Linked DNA regions of Homo sapiens: region 1 is linked to region 2. Evidence: read pairs that join two places in POLR2A ChIA-PET (ENCODE). Cell type or tissue: PC-9. All regions are shown on one strand. Each heading gives the region's core, and the rest is flanking DNA. Links, peaks and the distances in the headings are about the cores only. Region 1 overlaps ANKRD12 (ankyrin repeat domain 12). Region 2 has its middle 130 kb from the start of GACAT2.

Region 1 (2,926 bases), core at 267-2,766, 310 kb before region 2:
TAATGCGGTATCCTGGATGGGACCTTGGAACAGAAAAAGGACATTCAAAAAACTAGGGCAATCTGAATAAAGTATGAACTTTAGTTAACAATCATTTATTAATATTGGTTTTTTATTTGGGACATATGTATCATCCCAATGTAAGATGTTAATAGAGGCAACTGGTATAAAGGTACACAGGAAACCTCTGTACTATCTTCACAGTTTTTCTGTACATCTAAAACCACTCTACTAAAGCAAGAAGTTTATTTTAAAAAGTTTCTCAGGTAACTCTGATGGTTTGGAAGCCATTAAGCAACGACTCCATCCTCTTCAGAGAAAACATCTACATCTCTAGTTACTTTACCTCATATTGACTTTGTGTCACTCACAGCCTTTATCTCTACCTCAAATCCTGCCCCCATCCTGGTTTCACGTCTATATCCCATCTCAGTTTGACCACTTAAGTTCTTTGACTTCTCATGATTAAAAACCTTTTCTACTCCACTTAAGCCACTTACTTTATTTTTGTTTTTCAGAATTTTTGTTAATATCTTTGGTCATTTTTCTGCTGTGGCAATCATTTTCCTATCGATTTGTAAGAGGAAAACCGATGCTGTCATTTTTGTTGCATATTTTTTAGAACTGTGATTAAATATACATAACATACTGAGGCAAAAGAATCGCTTGAACCAGGGAGGCAGAGGTTGCAGTGAGTCGAGATCATGCCACTGCACTCCAGCCTGGGAGACAGAGCAAGACTCCATCTCAAAAAAAAAAAAAAAAATACATATATATATATATACACACACACACACACACACACACACACACACACACCCACACACACCATAAAATTTACCATTTTAACTATATTTAAATACAGATGGTCCTCAGCTTACAATGGTTCGACTTACAATATTTGGACTTTATAAATGGTGCAAAAGTCATACGTACTCACTAGAAACAGTACTTTGATTTTTGAATTTTTATCTTTTCCTAGGCTATTGGTATGTGGTAGTATACTCTCTTGTGATGCTGGGCAGCTCCCAGTCAGCCACACGATGACAGGGGTAAACAACCACGAGATGATCAACACTTTATTATAAAATAGGCTTCATGTTATTTTGTTCAACCGTAGGCTACTGTAAGTATGCTGAGTACATTTACAGAGGCTAGTCTAAGCTATGATGTTCAGTAGACTAGGTGTATTAATGCATTTTTAACTTAATAGTATTTTCAACTATTGTTTAGTTGGGATGTAACGCCATCCTAATTCTAGAAGCACGGTTCAGAGTTCTGTGGCACTGAGTAACATCCACACTGTCATGCAATCATCACTACCATCTATCTCTAGAACTTGATCATCTTCTGTAACTGAAACCCATTTAACAAGAAAACTCATTTCCCACTTTTCCCAGCTCCTGGTAATCACCATTCTTTCTATCTCCATGAACCTACTCTAGGCACTTCGTGCAAGTGCAATCATATGATATTTTTCCTTTTGTGTGACTAGATTATTTCACTTAGCATACTGACTTCAAAGTTCTGACACATGCTGTAGCATGTGTCACAATTTTTTTTCAATGCTCTCTACACAGCCAATACTTTCCTTTTTAAAGCTGAGTAATATTCCATTTACGTATATACCACATTTTGCTGAGTGGATATTGGGCTGTTTCTACCTTCTGGCTATTGTGAATAATGCTGCTATAAACATGGGTAAACAATGCAAATATATTTTTGATGCCTGTAGTTTTCTTGATAAATCCTTCCTTTGCTTTTAGATATAAAGCTTCTCTAGCCAAAGATCAGAATACATTCAATCTTATTTCAACTACTTTTGATGTTTAACTCTTTTCATCCACTTACCTATAATGCCAATTTTTATTTTTAAACCACACTCTTACTCCTTTATATGTTAATAACTAAATCTCTTTTCAGGCTTTCTAGTCTGTTCCACCAATACTCTGTCTTTCCATTCTTGTATCAATACTGTACTGTTTTTATTGTACAGCTTTCTAATACTAATTTTACTCCCTCCTCACCGTTTTTCTTTTTCAAAATTATCTTAATTCTCACCAAATGAATTTCAGAATTAATTATGACAAGGTAAAAATGTTGGCATCTGGGACAAAAAAAATATAAAAATTAAACCATATAAGTATTAGGGGAAAAATCCTTGGATAGAGAAAGCCTTTCCAAAATGTGACATAAAAGTCAAAAGTCTTTTTCTTTTTTTTTTTTTTTTTTGAGACAGAGTCTCACTCTGTTGCCCAGGCTGGAGTGCAGTGGCGTGATCTTGACTCACCACAACCTCCACCTCCCCAGTTCAAGCGGCGATTCTCCTGCCTTAGCCTCTCAAGTAGCTGGGATTACAAGCATGCAATACCATGCACAGCTAATTTTTGCATTTTTAGTAGAGATTCGGTTTCATCATGTTGGCCAGGCTGCTTTGGAATTCCTGGCCTCAAGCGATCCGCCCACCTCAGCCTAAATAAAAATTTAAAATTTCTACAATGTAAACATCATAAACAGAAATCAGAAAACAAGTGAAAACATTTGCAACACATATGAAAAAGAATAATCCAAGAGGTATAACAAATCAGTGAAAAACAGAAAAATTACAAAAAAAATCAGAAGACATGAACAAAGAACAAAAAACACAAAAGTAAACATACAGAAGTATGCAAACTCATTCACAGTTTTGAAACTATAAAATAATGACATGACTTCTCACTTAAAAGTCTGACCAAGATTAAAACTGTTGGCAAGGGTTTGGGAAAACCAGCATTTTAATCCACTGCTGATGGGGATAAAAATTGGGATATATTCTCCTTGGAGAGGTATTTGGCAGAAACCATAAAAATTTAAACGCACAGTCTTCTCTTCTAGTAATTCTACTTCTGGGATTATCCTACAGGTGTACTTACACAAATATGTAAAG
Region 2 (2,926 bases), core at 290-2,789:
CCCAAGATTTCAGCCCTCACACAGGGCGGGGCCTTGGTGGGGGTACCTGGGGCGGTGCACTGATGGCATCTTCTTAGTGATGAACACACGTTTTCAGTAAACAAAGTAAACCTGTGGTCCTAAGGGTGCTGGGTACCCCATCTAGTACTGTGGTTGTATACTTTTTTCACACATTGGGTCAAAGTATTATATATACTTCAGGGTGTAGAAGTGCTTTAGGCAAATTCCCTGTCTTCTCCATAAGCCATTTGGCAAATATAATAATGTGTCAGTAGTGTCTGAGTTCATCCTTCTGTCATGAGTTATGTGAGGATTTAACAGGCCATGATCCCTTTAGAAATGGTACCACATTAATAAAAGAAACAGTCATCAGTAGCTATTGCTTTTCTAGAATACACTGAGGAAAGGATTCTGGTCAAATAGGTCATTTGAGGCTATTTTGCAACCTTGAAAAGAGATGAAATGAAGTCGGTGAAATTCAAGACGTAATTTAGTCTATTAAGCTCTAGGGCAGAAGCTGGTGAGCTGAGATGGGCCCAGGTCCACCATGACAGCCTACATCGTGTCCTTTAGTGAGGCCAGTTCAACAACGTGCAGCCTGGCTCCATTTGCTTTCCCAGAGGGGTGGTTATTGCAGTGGGTTTGGGGTCAGCTTGCAAGTACCTGGTCAGTATAGCATTGGTGTGAAAGCCTGCTTTGCTGGTAATTACTGTGTAATCTTGAGACAGCCAAATACCTTTCTGATCCTCAGTTCCTGTAGCTATAAAAGTAGGGCAGTCACCTTGATTGGCAGGTTGACTGGAAGAATTCAGTGAGACAACAGCAACTTGCACTTGTTGAGCAGTTCTCATGTGACAGGTCCTGCAGTCACTCACAGCCTCATTAGTCCCTCAGAGCCACCTTGGAAAGATGCTGTCGTTCTCCCACTTGACAACATGAGAAAACTCAACTCCAGAGAGGGCAAGGAACAATGCCCAAGATCACACAGTATGGTAGGGAGAATTTGCACCCATGTCTGTCTGACCAGACCTCAGACTCTTAAATCCGCTTACCACCATGGCTCCCAAATGTTGCTGCAAAGTGGAATTACCTAGGCAGCTTTAAAAAGTTCTGATGCCCAGATCTCACCCCAGACCAGTTACATCAGGAGGTCTCGGGTGGGGCCAGGCATTGATTTTTTTTTTTTTTTTTAGACAAGGTCTTGGTCTGTCACCTAGGCTGGTAGTGTGGTAATGTGGTCATTGCTCACTGCAGCCTCAAACTCCTGGGCTCGAGTGATCCTCCCGCCTCCGCCTCTAGAGTAGCTGGAACTACAGCTATGCATCACCACACCTGGCTAATTGTTTTATTTTTTGTAGAGATGGAGTCTCACTATATTGACCAGGCTGGTCTCAAACTCCTGGCCTCAGGGGATCCTCCCGAAGTACTAGGATTACAGGCATGAGCCACTGTGCCTGGCCAGGCATCAGGGTTTTTGAAACTCCCTGGTGATCCAGTGTGCATTATAGTTTAGGAACCACTAGCTTAAGAAATTCTCCTCTACTGTTGGCTGTTGATCCCAGCTGCTCATTAGAGTCACAAGGGGAAACATTTAAAATATTACCAGAAGCCACATCCAAGAGATTCTGATTTGCTTGGTCTGGGGTGGAGCCTTAAGTCACTCTAGATGATTCTAAGATGCAGCCAGGTAGAGACTGCTGTGCCACGTTATAGGGAAAGCACCCGGCACTAGTAAGCAGCTAGAGAATGTGGGCGGTTATTGAAAGTATGTATAAAATGAAGGTTTGGTTAGGATGTTCTTAAGGTCCCTTCCCACTTGCATTTGTAATTCCCTAGGAAAATTACTATTCACCTTTGTCTCAGTGTGCTGGCTCAAGGGAGGAATGCAACCTGTACTTTTTCAACAAGTGTTTGGAGGAAAAAGGAGTAAGTGTAGGAGCAGCATCCTGGGAATATTTAGCCCAGTCCTTTTGCCTCATATGCGTAGCTAGTTCACTAGTGAGCTCAATTCTACTTTCATCTACCTCTTAGCCAAAGGAACTGAAAGTTTATTTTATTATGAAGTCAGAGAGTTGAATAAGGGAGAAAAAATCTTTGGAGAGCTTGAAATTCTTTTACCTCTGTTAATGTGAAGTGGCATTTTTATATGCTGTGGAAATTCTGTCTTCTGTTTTGATTTCTTTCCCTGATGTTACTTATATATGTATTTCCATTTTTTTAGACAGTTATTCAGTCAGTATTGGCCAGGTTATGCCGCATTAATGAACAATTCCCCAAATCTCAGTGGTGTAACGTAGTAAGAGCTCATTTTTCACTCATGCTTCATAAAGTGAGTCCATGCATCCCGGTCACTGAAGGATCCCCTCATGTGATGCTTCTACAATTGCTGAAGCAGAAAAAGGAATATGGTAAGTGGGCATTGGCTCTAAAAACTTCCCGCAGGAAGTGACACATGTGGCTACTGTTCACATTTTATTGGCCAAAGAACTGTACCTCACTTCAAAGGGCAGTGGAAAAGTGTGATTTTATTATGTCTTCAGAGGGAGCAAATGGAATATTTTGAACAGCTCTAATGACTAACACAACAAAATTTATATATATCTCCTTTTTGTTAGCACTACCCTGAGAACTTTGGCACCTGTCTAGAGTGTATCTCACAAGTAAACAGCCACAAACCCACAAGACAGTATGGATGTTGCTGCCCATGTCAGTAGGACACGCTGGAGGAAGTTGACATGAACTGATGGGGTGTAAGGAGGGAGAGTTTTTCACGGGAATAGGATGAAAGGTGACTGTTCCTACAAAATGCCATAGAAGATGGTATGCCTGGAAAGGAGTAAACTGGTGTTCTGCTAGGGCATGCACTGCATGCTGTTAGCTGTTACTAGGGGATTACTATGTTAGGATGGATGGCAGGGTCCTGGGT

Evidence for each region. ChIA-PET counts read pairs that join two places held together with the same protein. Peaks named below come from ENCODE experiments on the same cell type or tissue, not always from the same donor. Only the 100,000 strongest peaks of a DNase experiment are listed, where the experiment ranks them.
Region 1: POLR2A ChIA-PET joins it to region 2 with 5 read pairs; 2 of 35 experiments call an interaction of 5 or more read pairs at or near these places.

Annotation. Positions count from the first base shown.
Region 1 is chr18:9,155,444-9,158,369 of GRCh38, reverse strand. All of the region lies in intron 1 of ANKRD12 (ankyrin repeat domain 12), which reads right to left. Among named protein-coding and RNA genes, the nearest start is that of ANKRD12, 20 kb to the right of the region's middle. In PC-9, for the core only: no CTCF peak of the experiment used is centred there; no DNase peak of the experiment used is centred there.
Region 2 is chr18:8,841,088-8,844,013 of GRCh38, reverse strand. No RefSeq gene overlaps it. Among named protein-coding and RNA genes, the nearest start is that of GACAT2, 130 kb to the right of the region's middle. In PC-9, for the core only: no CTCF peak of the experiment used is centred there; a DNase peak (open chromatin) is centred at 1,753; H3K27ac peaks cover 479 bases.